Linked DNA regions of Mus musculus: region 2 is linked to region 1. Evidence: chromatin loops called from intact Hi-C (ENCODE). Cell type or tissue: heart. All regions are shown on one strand. Each heading gives the region's core, and the rest is flanking DNA. Links, peaks and the distances in the headings are about the cores only.

Region 1 (5,372 bases), core at 266-5,265:
CCAAGTGAGCAGGGAGCATCCTGAGAGGATCGTTTTCCTTCTCTTATACAGCGTGGGTTTTCAGGTATGCAGAAACTATCCTAGTGATGGAGCAGGGCTCAGCTGTAGCTCAGGTGGAGTGCGGGCGGGGCCCAGCTCTGGAGCTGCTAAGGAGGTGGCCTGGAGGCTAGAGCTCGGGTGGAGGATTGACTGGCTTCTGTTGAGAGCAGGAGAACAAAGTGCCTGGGGGTGGGTGGGTGGTAGCTCTGTGTGTGTGTGTGTGTGTGTGTGTGTTGTTGTTGTTGTTGTTGTTGTTGTTGTTGTTGTTGCACTATTCCAATCCTGGGATAGCGAGGTGAAGATAGAAACTAAGGACGGGGAGGGATTTCCAGGAAATGAAAGCGAAAGAAGTTATCTCAATGTTAAAACTCTGAGCAGTTTTGGACGACCCAGCAGTCGCCGCTTCCTAGTTCAGTCAGGATGGCAGCGTCGGGTTCCTTCCCGCTGCTGGTCGAGGGCTCTTGGGGCCCCGACCCCCCAAAGAACTTGATCAACAAGTTGCAAGTGTACTTCCAGAGCCGGAAGAAATCCGGAGGAGGGGAGTGCGAGGTCGTCCCGGAGCCGGGGAACCCAGCACGCTTCCGGGTGCTCTTCTCCCCGGAGGATGGTGAGGGGCGCGAAGGTCGGGGAGGGTCGCCTCGCGCGGGGTTTGGGACCATGGGTGCCAGGTCTAGCCCTCGGCTGCAGCTCGTTCGGTGCGGGAGATCCTGGAGGCAGAATCTGCGTGGCGAGCGCAACCGGGAGTGGCGTTCCCCTTGCTTTCCCAGTCGCTCCCTGAAGCAATCTGTGGACCTTCCCGTGTTCGTTTGTTTGTTGTTTGGTTGTGAGCCTAGCCTTTCACGGCTGAGCCATCTCTCCAGCCCTTGTTTGTTGTTTTAACTGTCCTGTTTTTATTATTCAGGTGGGGCAGGAAAAGAATTAAGAAACGGGAGGAGTCCAGGGTCCGCTAGCACCGCAGGGTTCTTAGGGAGATGAGCTTGAGAAGTGAAAAGCCCTAGAGCTCTTGTGCCTCAGTGGAGGAGGGAGGGACAGGGCAGGGGTGGGTAATGGGTGGTGGTGTCTTGTTCCTACCTCGTCCTTCAGCCCCAAGATGATCTGAGGTGGCTGTAAGCTTGGAACCCAGGTTGGGATAGGGACTGGGGGTGTTCCCTCATCTCTGGAAGGTTCCTGAACAGTTAAGCAGTTGAATGTTCCCCACCTCTATTGGCCTTCTGCAAAGGAGGCCCAGCCTTCATTTCTCGCTCAGGTGGGTGAATGGAAGTCCCAGATCTGTGACTTCTGGAAAGCCACCATGTGTTAATATCAGAGATTTTGCAGACCAGGGTCATCCTCAGAGTGCAGGATGGAGGGAACATTTGGGCCAGAGGAGAGGAAAGGAGGCTGAGGAGACCGGGCAGTGGGCAAGGTAACAGCCCAGCAAAGACCCAAGAAGGAAAAAAAAAAAAAAAAATGAAAACAAGAGAAAGGTGTAACACAGGGTTTCAGGAAGCCTGGGTAGGAGGGCACAAGAGACCTGCTTAGCTCTGATCCCTTCCGGAAAACACAGGTTTGATTTCACAAGGGAGCCCTCAATGGGCAGCTAGCTAGTAAAGTGAGAATCTCATTTTTCACTTTTCCTAGATCAGTGATTCTCAACCTTCCTAATGCTGCAGACCTTTAACACAGTTCCTCAGGTTGAGGTGACCCCAACCACAAAATTATTTTTGTTGCTACTTCATAACTGTAATTTTGCTTACTATTATGAACCAGAACCTAATCCCCAGGAAAAGATCATTAGATCCTAAGGGGTTGTGACCCACAGGTTGAGAACCACAGTAGAGGGGTCCCAGTTTGATTCCAGCTGTCAGTATCCCAGCAGACATGACCCGTATGGAGAGCGCTTTTCTCTAGAATGTCACTGTCCTCAAATGAGGGTCACATGGTAGGGGTGCAGATTACTGGCATCCTGGTCACAGAGAGGTCGGGGTAACTAGACATCTCCAGCTCCACCCTAGACACTGTAGTACAGTGAGTGTCGACTGAATAAGGATTGTGTACCACCAGCCCTCTGACGAGACCCGAACATGCTAAACATTAAAAAAAATCTGTTGTTTATCTAGACCATCAAACCAACAAAACAGAGGGACTGAGAGACTATCTAAGATATTGGTACTATACTGAAATACACAGCACGGAAAAATAATTGTGATAATACAATTCCAGTTTTAGCCTTTACAGCAGACCCCGGGGCTGGCCAGGTGACTCCGCCCTGAAGGGCTGGGCTCACAATGAAATTCACCAGTCGCAGGATCTCTGCTTGGCTTTCTCCCTACAGGGCTCCTAGCCCACAGCCCCCCAGGCTGCTCCAGGCCATCCCTCTGGTTTCACTTGCAACAGAGAAGACTCAAAATCTATTAAAATTTAACCCTGTTGAGGAGGCAGTCTTTAGGGTGACTAGAATGTCTCTCTATTCACTTTCGGTTTCCTACTTGAGGCACTGTTTCCTCAGTAGGAAGTCATCTGGAATTTCCCTGTAGCAGCAGCATTTCTTTCCTGTAGAGAGCACCACCCTCTGGCCCAGAAGGAGCCTGAGCAGGCCTAACTATTCACTCGTGTCTACAATAGCTGGATAGTACTATTGAGCCTCTCAGCATCCCCTTCCCAGCAGAAATTAGCATATAGAGGTAGGAACCGGAAGATCTGACCTTTGTAGGCTTACTGGATTTGTGTACAATAAAGCATGCATGATTTCCTGTGTTTTTTCCCCTTTGAGCCTGCCAGGCAGTTGTTCTGTGAATGAACTACCCTCTCAAACCCTAACTCAAAACACTGTAAGCCCCATTTCAGATGGGCACACTTTATTATGCTTTTTAGTCCCAATTTGGCTCGTTTATTGTGCAAGGGCTTAGGTATCCTTGAAGTAAGGAAACTCATCTTCTTAAAAATAAGTAAGTAAGTAAATAAATAGTATTTTGCTGGGTGGTGGTAACTTACACCTTTATTCCCAGCACTTGGGAGGCAGAAGCAGGCAGATCTCTGAGTTTGAGGCCAGCCTGGTCTACAGAGTGAGTTCCAAGAAAGCCAAGAATGCACAGAGAAACACAGCCTCAAACACACAAACAAACAACAAAAAGATTTACTTTTATTGTATGTGTATGAGTGTTTGCCTGCATATGTCTGTATACCACATGTATAAAGTGTTTGCCGAGGCCAGAAGAGGGCCTCAGATCCTCTGAACTGGAGTTACAGACTGTAGGTCGGTTTTAGATGCTGGCAACCAAAATCTGCATCATCTAGAAGAGCAGCTTGTACTCTTGTTTTTTGTTTGTTTGTTTGTTTGTTTTTTGAGACAGGGTTTCTCTGTGTAGCCCTGGCTGTCCTGGAACTCACTTTGTAGACCAGGCTGGCCTCGAACTCAGAAATCTGCCTGCCTCTGCCTCCCAAGTGCTGGGATTAAAGGCACCCAGTCTATGAAGAGGTGGCCATGTCTGGATGCCTCGGATGGACTTTACCAAATCCAGGGTAGAAGAAAAGGAGGGAAACACATAGACACATGATATTAGGTCACAGGCTTTCATTTATGTCACGGAGACCTCAATCCTCTCGACAGCCCAGTACTGCTTCTTTGGAAACTCCTGTCTGTTCACAGAATACAGTTAGAGCCAGACGTTCCTTCCTAGATGGATTGTAACTCCTGTCTCTGGGGGAAGCGTCTAAGTGAGACCCCACTTTGGCCTTCCCTCTTCATGGCTGAGGCGGGAGAGCTATCGCGGCCTCCCTTTATGATAGGCGCTGAGATCATTAGAGCAGCCCACCAGAGCTGAACAGGAGCCCAGTGTTTGGGTTGCTGCTGTAAACAGCAGTGGCTCTCCCCACCTCTCTCCTAAACCTGTTTGCATATCTTCTATGCTGGCCACGCCCCTTCTGTTCCTTTCCGGTTCTCCCTGGTCTGAGCTACACTGATTTTCCTCTTCTATCTCTGGCTTCGGATGCTTGCAGTTTATGTTTTTCACGGCTCTTCATATGACTGAGAGCATTCCCTGAGAGTACGTTCAATGTCGAAACTTCTGCAACAGAGGCGTTTATTTCTCTACAGACACCCAGGTAGTTTATGACAGAGCTGGAAATCAAATGCAAGGCTTTGGACTCGGCTCAGTTTTCACTGTAGTTCAGCTGCCCGGTGCTCTAATTCTGTTTTTGCAAATCTCCTCTATTCTAATTTTTTCTGCCCCCTTTACTACCAAATATGGGTTCTTTATCATTGTAAGCTAATGTGCTGGTTGAAATGGCTGGACTCCTGGTCATTCTGATAATGGCCAGCTGGGCCACTTTCCAAAAACATGGCTTTCATATGCCCAGTCGTCCCCATCATTGTAGATATTTCTACCTTCAGTGCCTACCAAGTATAGTACAGGTACTATACTACTAAACTCTTTATATTTCTTCAATGTAACACACTTAGTACACTGACCCAAGACAAACCTCAAGTCAAGAAGACTGAGTCTTCCTAAGTAAGATTTGTTTAACAGGATGCTTAGGGTGTTCACCAGTTCTGTTATTGTGACAATGTATCTGATATAATCAGCTTGAATAGAGGAAGGGTTTATCTGGGCTCAACAATTCTGGAGTATTTCAGTCTACAGTCAGTTGGCCTGCTGCTTTTGGGCCAGTGGCACAAGGCAGGACCCAGGGTCACCCTCTTCCCCTTCCTCTCACAGAATTGGTTCCCAGTGACCTAACATCCTTCCCTTCGGCTTCTGGACCTCTGAGACTGTTGCCACTATGAGCTGGGCAACCAAGCTGGTAATTTCGAGGCCCCCAGGGCATGCTCCATAACTAATCTAAAGCAGTGAACTATAGACAGTAAGCAGGGCATGACAGTTCATGCGTTGACCCCAGCACTTGGGAGACAGAGATGGCAGGTGGATCTCTGTGTGTCCAGCCTGGTCTACAGAGCAAGGTCTAGGTTAGCCAGGGCTACCATAGTAAGACCTTGTCTTAACAACAGCCCAGTAAGTTCAGAGGCAGGGGAATGGCTCACTAAGTAAGAGAGCTTGTTGGGTGGATGTGAGGCCAGAGTTTGAATCTCCAGCACCCTTGTAATAGCTGGGCATGGCTACGAGTGCCCTTGTAGAGAGCAGGATGGCAGATCCCCAGAACTCCTTGGCCAGCAAGCCTAGCCGAAAGGGTAAACTTCAGGTTCAGTGACAGACCCAGTTGGTTTCCAAGCCAGAAGACAGAGAGTAACGGAGGGAAGTACTTCAGTGTCCTGCTGTGGCCCCCACAGGAGCAGGGGTGGGAATCTATCCACGCGCACCACAGGCACACAACATAAGTTTAAATCTGCGATTCAA
Region 2 (5,372 bases), core at 211-5,210, 100 kb after region 1:
CAGCAAGGCCATTTTCTAATCCTTCCCAGATTTCCACCAACTGGGGACCAAACATTTAAGTAGATGAGCCTATGGGGCCGTTTTTATTCAAACCACCACAGGTTATTTCCACAAAGCGCTTAACATCTAGTAGAATATGCAAGGGTTAGAGATATTTGGAACCTGCAAGATGGGTACAAGTATGATGGAAAGGGAATCGACCAGTCAAGAACGTACGAAACCCACATTTTATGGCTAATTAAAAATGTTTAAGAATGTACAAACAGAAGAGATGCTTAGAGACCTCAACAGACCCAGTGGGCATTTTCTCCAGGCTCCGCCCCACAGTTACCTGGCAACAGCCAGGTGTCTGACTCATGGTAAAAGGGGCTGATTGCCCCTCCTCTTTCTCTTGCTCTCTTGCCCTTGCTCCTTAACCTTTCTCCATTCCCCTCCCCCCTCCACGTGCTCATGGCCGGCCTCTACTCCTCTTCTCTCTCTGCCTTTACTCGCTCAACTCCGCTCCCATACCCTGAAGAAACTCTATTCTCTACTATACCTTTGTGTGGCTGGTCCCTCAAGGGGAAGGGATGCCTCAGCATGGGCCCGCGGAGCGGAGGCACCCCCTTCCCCAACACCTGACTACACATCCACCAAACATATTCTCCTTATTTTTATAAAACACAACAGACCCCAAATTAAATTTTTGTGTAGGTCACGGTTTTTGGAGCTTGGATTTTAGTGGAGGTTCTAAGTCCAATACAAATTATTAAAGAATCTTACGTGTCACTTTTGCTGTTGAATGGTGGATAAGAGAGGCATAAAATAGGATACAGGACACATTATCAGGAAGATAAATTGGTTTTTTAAAAAATGAGAGAATGATTTGGGACAGGAGAGATGGACTGTCAAGTAAAAACCCCTGGTGCACAAGTCTGGCGAACTCCCCAGAGACCTCCATAAAAAGTTATGGTCGCATACACCTGGAATCCCAACAGAGACAAGAGAATTGCCACAAAATTCCCTCAGAGGCCAGCGATCCTGGAGTCCTCAGAGGAACTTCTTACTCCACAGTGGTACTTGTCCCGATAGATCAGAAAACTGATCCGCACGACGTTAAGAAGCCACATGCTCTAAAAAGTCACTTTCTCCCAGGCCTAACACGCCGCGGGCGAGACTTGGGATGGAGCCGCGCCCATCCGCACCGCTCGGAGGCACTTCGGCGTCCCTGGCTCGCACCTACCTTCCTCCCCCACAGTTCTCTCGCCCAGGGTCGGGGGCGCGATGCCCTCGCAGCCTGCTGCCATGGTTATCGCGCCGAGGATGGAGAGAGCGCCAGGTGAGAGGGCTCACCGGGATCTGCGGCTTCCACACAGGAAGGATCCTCCGCCTCTGCCGGAACCGGCGCCGCCGCGGTCACGTGACGGCGCTGGGCGTGGCCACGCCGGTTTGTTTTGCTCTTTGGAAGCTGAAAGGCGGCGAGCACGTGGGCTGGGCTGTGGCTCCTTTCTTCCACCCTTAGCGTCTGCTGTTTCTCTTCCTTCTCTAGTCGGATCCTCCATCTTCGCCTTGGCTTTCTCTCAGTCGGACTCGCGATTTAGGAGACCCCGGGGCTGGCGTGCCTACTCTTCCACCTTGTTGGTTCCCTTGGCATCAGTGCCATTCCAGCTGGTTTTCGTGACTGCCTGGGAATACGAACCCCTTGAAGGCGTTCCCTGTGACTCATTTGCTGAGCCAGATATGTCAGCAAATGACTAGTTTTCAAGGACACAGGCAGCTGTCAGAGTTCTGGATTTGTGCATTTGAACAAATGAATGTCTATGTCTATGTGGTCAAGAGATGCACAATCTCCAGCTTTTGCCGTTTATTTAGTCTGGCTAACATACCAAGAGAGAGATCTAGGTCACTGTCTTCCAACTTTAACACAATCCATATTATTTACCCGTTTGCATGACAAACAAAATGGGTAGAAAAAACTCTTTATATGTATGAAGGAAAATTGGCTAGTTTATAATCTCACTGGATGCGTAAGACACATACAAAACCAAATGGTCTTCATGAAACAATACCCTGAGACCTTCCTAAACTTCAGTATCCTGCCGTCTATAATTTCTGCAGTTAGAAACCCAATAAAAACAAAAGTAAGCCTAATATAGACCCAAGCATTGGGATAAGTGACCCGAGGTCAGCGAGTTGTTTATTAGGCACGTGATGTAAACTTGGGCACTTCCTCCAAGCAACCCGCGAGTGACTGACTCAGCCTACTTCGCTCCAGTCTCCCAGCCGGCCGCGATCTTCTACCCTTTCCACTCGTAGGGTCCCGGGCTTCTCCCCGGGGCATTCCTGGGTTCCCAGCGAGCAGGGTGGACCCCGCCTCGCCTCCTCCCCTCGGGCTCGGGCGGCGCAGGCGCAGCAGACGCGCCCGGGAGGCCGAGGACTAGAGCAGCTCCGGCTCCGGCTCCCGCTCCACCCGCCCAGTCAGCTCCCGGCTGGTCTGCGGCCACCGGGACGCGTCGGGCAGGGCCGGCGGGCGGCGTCGCCATGGGCTCGGGTTGGAGCAGCGAGGAGGAGGAGCGGCAGCCGCTGCTGGGGCCGGGGCTCGGGCCTGCGCCGGGGGCTGCGCGCAGGGGCCGGGAGGCGACGGCCGTGCTGCCTGCGGCGGGCCCGAACCCCGGGAGGGTGTACGGGCGCCGCTGGCTGGTGCTGCTGCTCTTCTCGCTCCTCGCGTTCGCCCAGGGCCTGGTCTGGAACACCTGGGGCCCCATCCAGAACTCGGCGCGCCAGGCCTATGGCTTCTCCGGATGGGACATCGCGCTCCTGGTCCTCTGGGGGCCCATAGGCTTCCTGCCCTGCTTCGCGTTCATGTGGCTGCTGGACAAGAGAGGTAAGGGGTCCGGGACGCCTGCGGGCGTGTCCCTTCTCTGGGAGTTGGCGCCTGCCAGGATCCGGGCCTGCCTGTGTCTCCCTGGGCTTGGTCTAGGGGTTGTGTGAGGTGACCCAGTGTAGCTGGCATCCCATTCCTTACTCGGGAACCCTCTGTCCCCAAAGCGACAAATACGGAGGATGCTTTCCAAGTATTGATGTTTTGTGTTACGCCCTTTATGCCACAATCATCAGATGTAGAAGGCTTTGTATACTGTGGACATCAGAGCCATCCAGTGCACTTGCTATGAATGTCTTTGACACCTGACAAAAGTGACTCATGCTTAAATTTCAAAGAGATTTGGGGTGCTGAGAGCGAAAGATCAGAAGAGACTGGTGATGACCAGATGTAAGAGGGTAATGAGCTGGCGTGGTGACTCCAGCCCTGGATGACTGTTGGGAAACTCGGGTCTGACGCTTGGGTTTCTGGAAGGTAGAACCCCAGGTAAACCGAGAGCTTCCGCCTGGGTGACTTCTCAGTTGCGATTTATTACTCTCAGATAAAGATCGCAGATGCAGGAAGGCTCTCTTTCAGTTAGGGACTCCAGGCTTCTCACTTTGCCAATTGCCAGTGTGATTCTGTGAGATGAGGAAAAGGCCAGAGTGGAAAGAGTCAAGATGTTGAATTATCCCTCCAGAGGATAAATAAAACCCCCAGGAGGCTGCTGTGCACGATTTAGACTTCTTAGGTTATGAGGTCGGATACTGGTCGGAAACTGCTTTGTTTCTGTTCAGTCTTTTACGAGTTTTGATACAATAGATTCTTTGGGTAGTTTTGGGACATTGCCTTAGTCTACTGGCCCATTGACAAACAGCCATAAGCTTATAAAATGAAGGACATTTATTTATAACCCCTCTGGAAACCGGGAAGTCCAAGATGAAGGGCCAAGCAGAATGCTTATCTGGTGAGCATCGTTCATACAATGCTCATTTCTTTGTAATGTCATAAGGGAAGTGGCCAGGGATCTCTCTGGGGTCTCTCTTATGAGGGCAGTAACCCTATCTGTCCAGCCCTTGCCCTCAAAAATTTGTTTCATCCCCAGTCGGCCACCTCTTAGTTCAGTCACTTAGCTGGGAGTAGGATTTCAACATAGGAATCTGGGTGAACACAAACATTACCTGCAAAGTAAGAGTGGAACATAGGTTGATATGGAGCTGTGATCATCTGGTGCAACACAGTCCTCTAACTACTGCTGTGGCAAGAACAGAATCCAGCTGTGAGGTTCCCTCTCTTCCTGATGGTACGGGAACCCACGTGGAAGAGACAAGAAAACTGATGACTGAATACTTCCATGATCAACTTGAGTACAGGTGCTCAGAAAGGGAGGCTAGAGAGTTCTAAGCACTGAAGAGTAGGATCCAAAAGAAAAGGAAAGGTACTTCGGTATGTTCTACACTAGCACTCAGTCAGGTGCATTCTTGTTATTGTTGTTTTGGTTTGGTTTGGTTTTGGTTTTTGGAGACAGGGTTTCTCTGTGTAGCCCGGACTGTCCTGAAACTCGCTATGTAGACCAGGCTGGCCTTAAACTCAGAAATCCGCCTGCCTCTGCCTCCCAAGTGCTGAGATTAAAGGTGTGCGTCACCACTGCCTGGCACGCTCATTTTTTTTTAAGGAGGTCATTTGGCAAACTGGGATGACATTAGAGTTGGGTGACAACCATGATAATGGGTGTAAAAGTCATGAAACTTAAGATATGAAGCTTCAAAAAACAAAACAACAACAACAACAAAAAAAAACCTGAGGCAGATAGACTGCATGAATATCAGGTAAGAGCGCTGTAGGCTTAGTGTGTATAGTTTTTTTTGTTTTGTTTTGTTTTGTTTTGGTTTTGGTTTTTTGAGACAGGGTTTCTCTGTGTAGCCTTGGCTGTCCTGGAATTCACTTTGTAGGCCAGGGTGGCCTTGAACTCAGAAATCCACCTGCCTCTGCCCCCCCCTCCCCACCCAGTGCTGGGATTAAAGGTGTGCGCCACCACACCCGGCACGTGTGTATAGTTCTAAAAGGAAGGACTCTGGTGTAACTTGGGTGTGAAGACCCTGCTAGTGGGAAGAGGTGTGTAGTAGAGGAAGGGTATGTTGACTGGTGGAGCTCTTTCTTCCAGGAAGAGCTGGCAGAGAATTCTAACAAGCACCTGGTATAGGATAAGGTAGAAGAGACCAATTATTAGATGCTGATGTATTTAGTGACTTGAAGCATTGCTTGTCCCATCTGTCTGTTTTTTCAAGCATGACTTCACTTGTCACCTGAAACATTATGACCTGGAGAAATCGCTGAGACAATGGGTCACTGAAACAACCCGCTGACTGCCTGGATGGCTTCTGTAAACACCTAGCTTGCTTGCCCACCCCACCTCTTGGTTTTGGATAAAAACCGAGTATACAAAAGACCTGGGTTTGAATCATTTCAGGGGCTGTCCTGGCTCTGCCCACCAGAGGCCCCATCTCCCTCTCTTCATTGGTGTGGGGTGCTT

What was found. A loop is a pair of places that touch in the nucleus more often than their neighbours do. Peaks named below come from ENCODE experiments on the same cell type or tissue, not always from the same donor. Only the 100,000 strongest peaks of a DNase experiment are listed, where the experiment ranks them.
Region 2: a loop joins it to region 1, with 2.3 times the contacts of the local background. A loop is called at or near these places in 1 of 42 quality-filtered maps.

What each region holds. Positions count from the first base shown.
Region 1 is chr16:35,866,441-35,871,812 of GRCm38, reverse strand. It overlaps Parp14 (poly (ADP-ribose) polymerase family, member 14), which reads left to right and starts at 431. Exons shown (of 17, transcript NM_001039530.3): 1 at 431-646. The coding sequence starts at 460. In heart, for the core only: a CTCF peak has its summit at 2,588; DNase peaks (open chromatin) are centred at 472, 1,012 and 2,462; H3K4me3 peaks cover 937 bases; H3K27ac peaks cover 875 bases.
Region 2 is chr16:35,766,390-35,771,761 of GRCm38, reverse strand. It overlaps Slc49a4 (solute carrier family 49 member 4), which reads left to right and starts at 2,392. Exons shown (of 9, transcript NM_153550.4): 1 at 2,392-2,863. The coding sequence starts at 2,521. It overlaps Hspbap1 (Hspb associated protein 1), which reads right to left and starts at 1,376. Exons shown (of 8, transcript NM_175111.3): 1 at 1,223-1,376. The coding sequence starts at 1,286. In heart, for the core only: no CTCF peak of the experiment used is centred there; DNase peaks (open chromatin) are centred at 1,401, 2,351 and 2,791; H3K4me3 peaks cover 3,509 bases; H3K27ac peaks cover 2,648 bases.